Linked DNA regions of Mus musculus: region 2 is linked to region 1. The links are chromatin loops, found by intact Hi-C in ENCODE. Cell type or tissue: heart. All regions are shown on one strand. Each heading gives the region's core, and the rest is flanking DNA. Links, peaks and the distances in the headings are about the cores only. Region 1 overlaps Gm36535 (a long non-coding RNA gene). Region 2 holds the start of Gm29935 (a long non-coding RNA gene).

The links. Peaks named below come from ENCODE experiments on the same cell type or tissue, not always from the same donor. Only the 100,000 strongest peaks of a DNase experiment are listed, where the experiment ranks them.
Region 2: it touches region 1 in a loop (2.3-fold over the local background); 1 of 42 quality-filtered maps calls a loop at or near these places.

Annotation. Positions count from the first base shown.
Region 1 is chr5:111,798,641-111,804,016 of GRCm38, reverse strand. It overlaps Gm36535 (a long non-coding RNA gene), which reads right to left. Exons shown (of 2, transcript XR_003955955.1): 2 at 1-3,146. Among named protein-coding and RNA genes, the nearest start is that of Gm36535, 8.0 kb to the right of the region's middle. In heart, for the core only: a CTCF peak has its summit at 3,219; DNase peaks (open chromatin) are centred at 2,766, 3,336, 3,836 and 4,206; H3K27ac peaks cover 1,187 bases; H3K27me3 peaks cover 68 bases.
Region 2 is chr5:111,888,501-111,893,876 of GRCm38, reverse strand. It overlaps Gm29935 (a long non-coding RNA gene), which reads right to left and starts at 662. Exons shown (of 3, transcript XR_389544.3): 1 at 409-662. In heart, for the core only: no CTCF peak of the experiment used is centred there; DNase peaks (open chromatin) are centred at 1,840, 2,486 and 2,886; H3K27ac peaks cover 1,910 bases; H3K27me3 peaks cover 1,087 bases.

The DNA.
Region 1 (5,376 bases), core at 195-5,194:
AGCTATGATTGGCTAACTCCAAAGGACTGTACCAGCTATGGCTGGCTCACTGCACGCCACACATAGGAGCCCCAGGAAGGACACGACACTTCTCCTCCCACACCAGGGGACCCTGGGGATTTCCACTAAGCAGCTGTAGAGGAAGGATATCACTAAGAGGGTGGGCTTTATAATTATCATGGTTTTGCTGTGCTGAGGATTGAACCCGGGTGCTTGCGTTTGGCAGACCCTACTAAGTCCTGAGACGGCTGGGGAGGAAGACATGGGGCGCTGTAGACAGCTCACCTGGCTGCTCCTGTCTGACTTACGGGATGGCTCTGGAAGCCTTGTCCTTTTTGCCTCCTGCAGATCAGTCCCAATGTGACCCCCTAACCCTAACCCTAACCCTATCCCTATCCCTATCCCTATCCCTATCCCTATCCCTATCCCTATCCCTATCCCTATCCCTATCCCTACCCCTAGCCCTAGCCCTAGCCCTAGCCCTAGCCCTAGCCCTAGCCCTAGCCCTAGCCCTAGCCCTAGCCCTAGCCCTAGCCCTAGCCCTAGCCCTAGCCCTAACCCAACCTCACCCTCTTTCAACGGGTGCCAGTAAACAAGGTCTCCATGTGCCTTTGCCTTACAGATGAAGGCACCAAGTCCAGGTACTCCACTGAAGCCACATGGCTCCTGAGGCCAGGGGAAAAGGACACTAGGCCATGAAGTGACCTCAGCGAGGCCCCCATACCCCATGAGTATTGAGGCCTAGTGGCATGCTGTAGAGAGCTGGTAGCCTCTCTCTTAGTGCTAGCATGGACTCTGTCCTTCATTCTGACTTTGCCGGTTCCTTGTTATGTGGCCCTGGGCAAGTTGTTGTTTTTCTCTTGAGTCTTTGCTTTCCTCGTCTTAAAAATAGAATTACAGGCACCCTTTAATGGCTAAGTTAGGGACATAAGAGACAAGTCAGATAAAACCCCAGACACTGGGAGGTTCCCTCAAAGGCCATTCCCTCTATGGCATTTCTGTTTCTTCCTCATGGGTGATAGATACACTATTGACTCAGCCATTTAGCCTGGATGCCCCCCCACCACTGGCCTCTCGCCCCACATTTCTCCGCAGTGTAGAATGATATTAAATCAGAGAACCCAGGGCTTGTCTGTCGCAGAAGCTCTGGGGATGCTTTGTGCGCACTGTCTCTGCAGGGTTTCAAGCTTCCCTTAGAATGCAGAAAGCTTTCCCTCCTTGGAGCACAGGGAGATATGGGGGATGGGGTACTTCTCTGAGCAGTTGGACATCACAAGATAGCACTAGCCTTGAAGCCTCTGAGTGAGATCAAGCCCCTAGGTTTTCATCCTGGGTTGCCATTCATTTATTCCTGAAGATGCCAAGATATAGCTATGGTCACTGTTCGTGTTTTAGTAGTAGGGTATTTTTCAACTTGAGGGGGATTTTCAAGAGATGTGTGTAGCTGTGACTAGGGTTGTATCTGTGCCTACTTGACTTCTGAGATCCACCTCTGTCTACTCTCGTTGTCCAGGACTCCCTTTGGTTCTCAGGGTCAGACACACCCAATCTGTGAGGCATCATTTCAGAAGGAGACTGGAGAAGAGGGAATGACCATCTGGTGCCATGCACCTGGCTGAGAGCAGCCCAGTGTGGACCCTGATCTGCTCCCTGGGGTTCCCAGCAGGACCAAGCTCCCCGTGTCTGCCATAGTCATCTGTTCCTGAACATAGGGACCAGGTCTTTATTTCCTGCCGCTCACTGCCCTGGATTCCAGCATCCTGAATTCACCTTGAAAAGAAGCCACCCACACCAGATCCTTCTCTGTAGCTCTGCCCCAACAGTGACTTCAGATACTCCTATAGACTGACATCATTCCCATTCCAGAGATAGAAGATGTGGGGCCAAGGGGCTGGGGAGTGTGTTCAAGGTCACAGAGCTCTGGAAGTCACAGAACCCTCTCTGTTGGTTAAAATGGTAATGGTGTTTTTGTTTGTTTTAAAAGATACATTTGTTTGTTTGTTTGTTTATTATATGTAAGTACACTGTAGCTGTCTACAGACACCCCAGAAGAGGGCATCAGATCTCATTACGGATGGTTGTGAGCCATCATGTTGTTGTCGGGATTTGAACTCAGGACCTTCGGAAGAGTAGTCAGTGCTCTTAACCACTGAGCCATCTCTCCAGCCCCCAAAATGGTAATGTTGTTGAATGGACAGTCTCCAGCATCACCTAGGAGTCAGACCTCTGGGCCTGTCTGTGACGGAATTTCTAAGGTTAGGTTAACTGAGATGGGAGATACACTCTAAATGTGAAAACCACCATCCCTGGGCTAGGATCCAGGCCTGGATACAAAGAAGAAATTGAACTGAGTACCAGCATTTGTGACTGTGGATGCCATGTGTGGTCTGCTTTCTCATGCCTTGTCTTTCCTGATGGGCATGATGTCCTCAATCGGGGACAGAATAAAACCCTTCTCCTTCTGATGGCTCTTGTAGGATATTTCTTCACAGCAATGAAAAAAAAAAACAAACTATTCTAAGCTCTCTAGAGCCCTGCCCTTTAAGCTTCCTCACTACTGCACCAGCCATCGGCGCTGGAAAGCATTTGTCCCAGGGCCTTTATTGTGTGCAGAGGAAACCTCAACCCCATCTGAGACAGGCTTGGTGATAATGCTGTTCTCAGAGGAACTGGGGTCCATGAGACACAGCTGGGAACATGTACTACAGCAGGAGAATTGGGGGAACCCTGAGACACAGCTGGGGACACACACTGCAGCAGGGGACATGGGGACCCTGAGGCACATCTAGGGACATGCACTGCAGCAGGGAACATGGGGTCCCTGAGGCACAGCTGGGACATGCACTGTAGCAGGGGAATTGGGGGACCCTGAGCCACAGCTGGGACATGAACTGCAGCAGAGACAGGCTTGGTGATAGCTTTGTTCTCAGGGGAAGTAGGGTCCCTTAGGCACAGCTGGGGACATGCACAGCTCCAGCTTGTCTACCCTCGATCCAACTTACCATGTGGCCGATGGAGAAGCCTAGAGGAGTATGGAACTCGGGCAGAAGCCAGCTTCTCTCTGTGGATCTGAGCTTCCTGACTATTGATGTCCCCGAGCTTGAGACTCAGTTTCCCCACTTTCAAAGTAGAGACCTCCCGATGACCTAGGAATAACTTCCGTGTACAGAACAGTCGACACTTTATGAGGTGACCCTCACAAGCCACTCAGCACAGCGCCCCACCATGGCAGTTGGGGGACACACACTCTGTAGCATCTATCTCGAATGAGCCCTGTGAACAACCTGGTTCATGATGACAGGATGCAGCCACCATGCGCAGGGTCCCTGAGTGAAGACGTGACAGAGTTGAGCAAAGGGTGTGTCTGGAGCACAGCGGACGCTCTGCGAATGAGCACTAACATCCGTGTCAAGTGTTATTAATTGTTATCAACATCACAGACACTGCTGACATCTGTATTGGGTACCTAACATTCACAGTCTAGGAGAAATGATCTCTGAGTTCCTGACATCTGGGGACTCTGCACATCACAGGGGAGAGGATGCTTCCATTCAAGGGGTTTCCTTCAAGAATAATGAGGCCATCGTTTGATGGGTCAAACACCAGGGACCCTGGTATGTGAGAATCCAGAAAAGAAAAGAATGACCCTTAGGATCAGTGTCTCCCAAGCACGGCCAGGGGTTGACTTACACTGTTGATCTGACGCTCAAATGGAACTGGGTGTCCTGTGTTTCCACTTGCTAGACCATAAAACCACTGGTATCCATGACAACAGCTCCTGTAACTTGAGGAGCCCAGTGACTCCCCAGGCTGCAGAGCTGGCCTGCCAAGGCTCTTGGCCTAGGCCCTGGGCTCAGTCACTTCCTGTGGCTGGCTGTCTTGAGCAGGGCTGGGCTTCTCTGCTCAAGTCGCATTAGGCCAGCTGTCTTGACTCCTGCGTCCTGGTGGATTCTAAAGTCTGTGGACGATTTTGTACAAAACTCAGGAACGTGGACCTTGCTGTGTGCACTTCAGGGTCCCAGGCGAGCCACCTGCTCTGGCACACCGTGGTTGGGTCCCCGGGCCCCGGCTGTGGTTGTAATATGACCCAGTCCAAGGCAGACGGGTGCTGACTTGCAGTGAGCAAAGCAGCCAGGACAGAGCAGCGTGGAGAAGGAAAAGAATCCGAGATGAGGCAAGCCTGGCCTCGGGTGACCTGGCCCGAAGGCGGCCAGCCAAAGCTGGGTGTGGAGACCTTCCTACGCACATCCTAGGCTGGCAGAAGGCTCTTGAGGTCAATGCCAAGGTCAAAAGCAGGCACTGAGTCACCTGGAGATGGGATTCAGGACTCTCTGTCCCAGCCCCAGCCTGGCCTCTTTCTCTGGCTTGTTGCTCTTCTCCTCCCTCTAGGCTGCCTCTGCCGAGAGAGGGTCCCTGAGTGGGTCCCTCCAGCCAATACTCTGGAGGCATCCCACCCTGGACTCGTGCTTTTAAAGCTGGTTTCTCTGAGTTACAGGCCAGAACTGGGTTCCCAAGCCAGGCTCTCATCACAGGAGAGGCATGGCTAGTGACCTTCAACTGTGGACCTTATTCAAACAGTGCACAAAACTCTGATCCTAAGGAGAGGCTCAAGCTGCAGATAAAAACCCCTTCCTTCCTTTTCTTCTCTCACTTCTCTCCCTCTGCCTTTCTCCCCCTGTCTCCCTCTCTTGAGGAAGGAAGGGCTCTTAGGAATGAGACAATTTACAAAAGGTTCTGCACAGCCAAGGCATCTCTAGAGCATTCTCAGGGCTCAGAATGATCGGAGGCAAGGAAGGCAGAGCGCCTGGCCAAAGGCCTGCAGCTCCATACGAGGGCTCTGCCGTGGCTGTGCAGCCTCTAAGGGTTTTGCTCTCCTGGTTTGGTTTGGATTAGATCAGAGGGGCCAGTCTGGGGGCCTAGTTGAATATCCCTGTGCTAGCCCATCCCTGAGAGTGCTGGTGCTGGGACATGGAGAAGAACAAAGTATAAGGACCCATAAGGACCATCCATGGGTGTAAGTAGGAGGTGACGCCCGCTGGGGAAGCCCCGGGGTCGGTGGGAAGGCACAGTATAAATGTGTCCATCATGGGGAGGATACCCCACCACCTTCCAAGCCACTAGAACCAGGAACCCACTATGTTGGAGGAAAGAAACTTTGGAATCTTCTGTGGGTGCAAGGCAGAGTCCTGGTCCCCTTCCTCTACTGATTCAGACTTAGACTCACACTATCTGTCTAGAGATATAACATATCGGCCAGTCTTTAACAGACATTCACGCTGCCCTGGTGTGTAGAAGTGTTTCCAAGCTTCACCTATACTGAGAGAATTGGAGTTCAGAGAAACAGTGAGCCACGTGAGAACACACAGCAGGATTCCC
Region 2 (5,376 bases), core at 294-5,293, 90 kb before region 1:
CACATTTGTATGCAGGCAAGTCTTACAGGAAAACTGCAAAGTGGTGTTCTGAGCATCCTGAAAGTTTGAGCTGGGGCAAAGAACAATGGTGTGACTCCCAGCTGCCAACCCTGGGGCCCTCGAATCCCAGGCCTGGAGACTCCATCCAGGCAGGGCTTCTCAACAGAAGTGAGTTCACTGAACCCAGAGGAAGGCTAACTGCTTTCCCTGTCTAATGCTATTTTGAGGAACCCATATACAGGAACTGGCCAGGGTCAGGGGTTGGGGGTCAGGGGTTAGGGGTCAGGAGTTGAGGTTCAGGGGAATGTGTGTACTAGCTATGGAAGTCCACAGAAAGCAAGGTTCAGGATAAAGTGGCTACAGGTCAGCAGAGACACAGCTGGTCACTTGGTGGAAGACATCACTCACAGAGCCTCACCCCTGTAGTCTTGATGGTGTCTCTGAAAGGGTGGGATCCTGATAGCTTTCTGTGAGATGGTCACAGTGAGTGCAGCAAGGGCCAGTGGAGAGACAGACAGAAGGACAGAGCTCAGCCAGTGAGACACAGAGAGACCCCTAGGGGAGAGGGCCAGGACATATAACTCAGAATCTGAGGTCAGAGTTAAAAGAGAAGACAAACAATGAGAAGTTCCGGAAGTCTGAGAGCTGCGGTCTGAGGTGCTGCCTGGGTAGGAGCTCTGAGGTGGGCAGAAGGAGAGACACAGCTGCTTGCAGGATGCCAGACGGTGCCCAAACAGCCATGGAGAGGGTGGAGATGGAAGCAGGTGTGACTGGCTGAGCAGCAGATGCAGATGCTCAGATCTAGGCCACTCTGTCCCCTCATTAGACTCTCACAGCAGCCACTTTCACAGGCAGAGGAGTGGACAGCTGACATTTAAGGACAGACAGACAGACAGACAGACAGAGCCCTTCACTCCTCCTCTCTGTGCCAGGACTGTGTGTCCAGCTAAGAGGAGGGTGGGAATAACACAAGTGCACATGTGTATGTGCACACACACCAACTTACATATACAGACTGACATACAGAAAGAGAAAGACATACACATACACACACATTCACAGACTGGTATACATACGTGCACACACAGAGAAAAAGATCTACGATCTACACACATATACAGATTGACATACATACAGATACAGACACACACAGACTGACATACACACACAGAAAGAGAGAAAGAAAGATAGAGACTGACATACAGACACAGAGAGATTTACACACATACAGACTGACATACATACACACACACATAGAGAGAAAGATTTATACACATATCCAGATTGGCATATATACAGATACACACAGAGCTTTACAGACACACACAGACTGACATACATAAACAGACTTACACACATACAGACTGACATACAGACAGACACACACAGACTGACATACACACTGACACACAAGCATACACATAATGGCACATGTACATGCAGAAACTGAAACATACACACAAAATGATACACACATAAACTGACACAGACACACACAGAATGATACTTATACACATACACATGAACCAACACATACACATGAACACAGGCACACAGAGACTGCCACATGCATGCACAAAGAAGGATACAATGCACAGAAACACAGAGACCAACACACACACAGAGACTGAAATGCACAGATAGCCTGACACATACACAGAGACATACACACACAGATTTATACACAGATAAACATGCAAACACAGACAGACAGATAGACACCCCATACCATGGACCCCACAAGGCACCTCCAGTCCAGTTCCAGCTCTTTCTCCCCTCCTACATTCCATCTGACAAGTCAGGAGAGTCAGGCTATCCCCGAGAGCTGCAGGCAGACCAGCCAGAGGGACTCTGCTGTAGGAGGCCATGGAGCCTACCCCTCCACCCTATCTTACTGTCTCCCTCACTCCCAAGAGGCCACAGTCCCCCATGGGGGCTTTGATCAGTGTTCATTCTTGCAGTGGGAAGGAGAGTGTGGAATGTGAGCTGAGTGGAGGCTGAGAGGAACCACCTAGGCAAGCTCCTGCAGTCACTGGAAGCAGCAACACAGGGGAGGGGGTTTGGTGGTGACAGACACACAGGGAGCCCTGGAGAAGAGAGTGAAAAGGAAGTGTATGCATGAATGCATATGTGTCCGTGTGTATGTTCGCATTCATGTGTGTGTGTATGTTCATGTGTGTGTCTGTGTGTGCATTCACGTGTGTATGTGTGTATATGCGTGTGTGTGCACATGCAGGCAGGAGCACGTGTGTGCACTCATGCATATGTGTGTGTAGCCTGCCTATCATTACTCAGGTACACTGTCCACATGGTTTTTTCAGGCAGGATGTGCATGCTGGCAAACTGGATGCTTTATGTGAGTGACCACAGCTGTCAGGGCTAAGGAATGTGCAGCAGAAGGCTGGGGAAGCTGAGGCACGGGCACGTGAGGTGACTGCTCAGGGCTTCTGGCAGGCTACAGACTTTTTCTGAACAACTGCCTAGCCTGGGTTGCACGGAAAAGCAGGCTTCAGGGCTGGGCAGGAAAGAATGCAGTTTCTCAAATAGCCGTGCAGGGATTTAGGCAACCACCCAGCATCAGCCCTTCGAGTCAAGGGTAGGAGGCCACATATGTTTACCATTATGATTCCTGCTTTACTGATAGGGAAACTGAGGCACAGAGAGGCAGTACCCTCTAAATAAGGCTGAGTCTAGGCTAAAGTTTAAATTGCTCTGGTTGGGAGAGTCTTTCCCATACCCCTGTGGGTTGCACCCGATGCTCCTAAACCTGGGATGTGAAGAGGCCCGTCTGCAGATGAGGCGGACTCAAGAGTGCTCCTCATTCCTGTGGCTCTCTCTCTGCCAAGGAACTTGGCCAACATTCCTTGGAATCCACAGCGTTAAGCTACACACAAGGGAGATGAAATCAGACGGGATGCTGGTAATGGCTTCCACATGTCTGGCTGCAGCTGCCGCCAGCAGTGAGGGGGAGAAGAGGCCCAGCTGGGGAGGATGGTTCCCTATCACTTGCCTGTACATGTTTGCAGAGGCGCAGGGCTGTTGGGGATCCCTGCTGGAGAGCTGGGCTGTTTTCATGTAAAAGTAGAATAGTCAAAAGGGGGAGGGACAGAAGGGTGTATAGATGATGGATGGATGGATGGATGGATGGATGAGTAGCTAGGTAGATGTATGTATGCATGGATGGATGGATGGATGGATGGATGGGTGGATAGCTAGGTAGATGTATGTATGCATGGGTAGAAAGATGAATGGAAGGGTGGGTGGATGGATAGATAGAAGGATAGATGGATGATGGATGGATGGATGGATGGATGGGTAGATGGACAGGCAGATGGATGGACAGATGGTAAATGGATGGGTGAATGGATAAATAAATGGATGGATGAATAGCTAGGTGGATGGATGGATGGATGGATAGATGGGTGGTTAGATGGGTGGGTGGATGAGTTGGTGGGTGGGTGGATGAGTTGATGGGTGGATGTGTGGGTAGACAGATGGGCCTTGCTCTTCCTATCTAATCATTAGTATACTCTTTGAATTTGGTGCTAGCATGAGGCCAGGCACACAGTAGGTGTCCTTTTGCTCTCAATTGGAAACATATTTGCCTGGTTTTTAATGGGGCAGGGCCAATAGTGAGCACGTGAGGTCTGTAAACAGTGCAGACCTGCAGGCTTACAACCACCTGTTCCATATCCAGGGGATCTGATGCCCTCTTCTGGCCTCCACAGGAACCAGGCACCCATGTGGTGCACAGATGCAGGCAAGACACCCATACACATAAAATAAAATGAGCCTTGGAAGGGGAGAGATGGGTCAGGGATAATAGTCTACAAAGGGTGCTGAGGATCAAATGTGGGTCCTCGGGAAGAACAGCCAGTGCTCTTAACCACTGAGCCATTGCTCCAGGCCCCAGTTTCCTCTTCTTGAAGTAGAACATAATAGCCTCCCTCTCACTGGTGTCTTGGGAAGTTGATTGAAAATGGATGGGTCATGTCCCCTGTCCCCCTGTGCACACAGTAGGTGCTTCAAGTGGCATTGCTGGCCCCAGTATAGTGTCAGCTGCTCTCTGGCATTCGGCTGTGCCAGACCCAGAGCTCTTCATGATTTTCTTTCTCATCCAGCCCTCCCTCCAACCTTAGAGGACACATTTAACTGTTTTCTACAAAGTCTGAGGCTCAGAGAGGTTATAAGTGACCTGCCTGTGACACATAGCAGGGACAAGCTAGGGTGAGACTCTGGTTCATTGGGCCATAGGTTTTTTGTTTTTGTTTTTTGTTTTTGTTTTTTTTTCCATCTAACACACAGATGTGCCAATCAGCACTTGGCAAAACAAGAGCTGAAAAAAATGCCAGTCAGCCTCCTTCTCTCCCCATCTGGATCACAATTTGTTCTCATCCTTTTGGTAGATGGGACTTACTCATATGTCCAGGGGAAGGAGGACTGAGGGCACCCACTCCTGTCCTAAGTTCAGGTTGGGATGAAACAGGCAAGGGGCACCAACAGCCCAGTGTGTGTGAGCCCCTCCTCAAGGAAGCAGTCAACCGTGATTCAGCCTGAATTCAGCACATCCCCTCTCAAGATTCCCAACTGGAAATGTGAGCAAACCAAAGATAGCAACTCCAGCTGTCTGCTGCCCTCAAATTGGGGAAAACCAGGCTGGTGTTTCCAAAAATCCTGCCATGGCATGGAGTCCTCTGCTCTGTGTAGATCAATTTCCTAAAGCCACCACTCCTGTTTCCATTGATGACATAGTACATAGAAAAAAAGAGATTAAGTCCACTGAGGGAGAAGTGACCACTGTGCAGAGCCTAGTGTGTGTCCCCTACCCAGGCTTCATACAGGTAATCACCATTCACACACATGTGTATGCTTATGAAAACATGAGTGCACAAGCTTACCAGTGTGCACACGCATGTCAACACATGTGAGACTCAGACTCATGCACATACCTGTTTAAGTCTTACAAGTGTGCACACACATGCAAAGGCTCCCATGTGTGTACACACTTGAACACGCATGCACAGGTTCACATTCATACACATACATCAACAGATATGCACAAGCTTACAGGTGTGCATATGCATGCCAACACATGCAAGACATATCTGCATAAGTCTTACAAGTTTGCACACACACGCAAAGGCTCCCATGTGTGCACACACATGAACACACATGCACAGGTTCATACTCGTGCACACAAGTTCACACAGGTGCACCAGCTTACATGTGTGCTCACACAGGTCTCTCCACACCCCGGTGTTTGTTTCTGTCGCACCTCAGTTCAAACTGGAAGACGGGGTGATGCTTAACCACTGTGGCTGGTCCACTGGAGTAAGTACGGGGACAGACGAACTCTGTGTGAGCCGAGCCCCACCT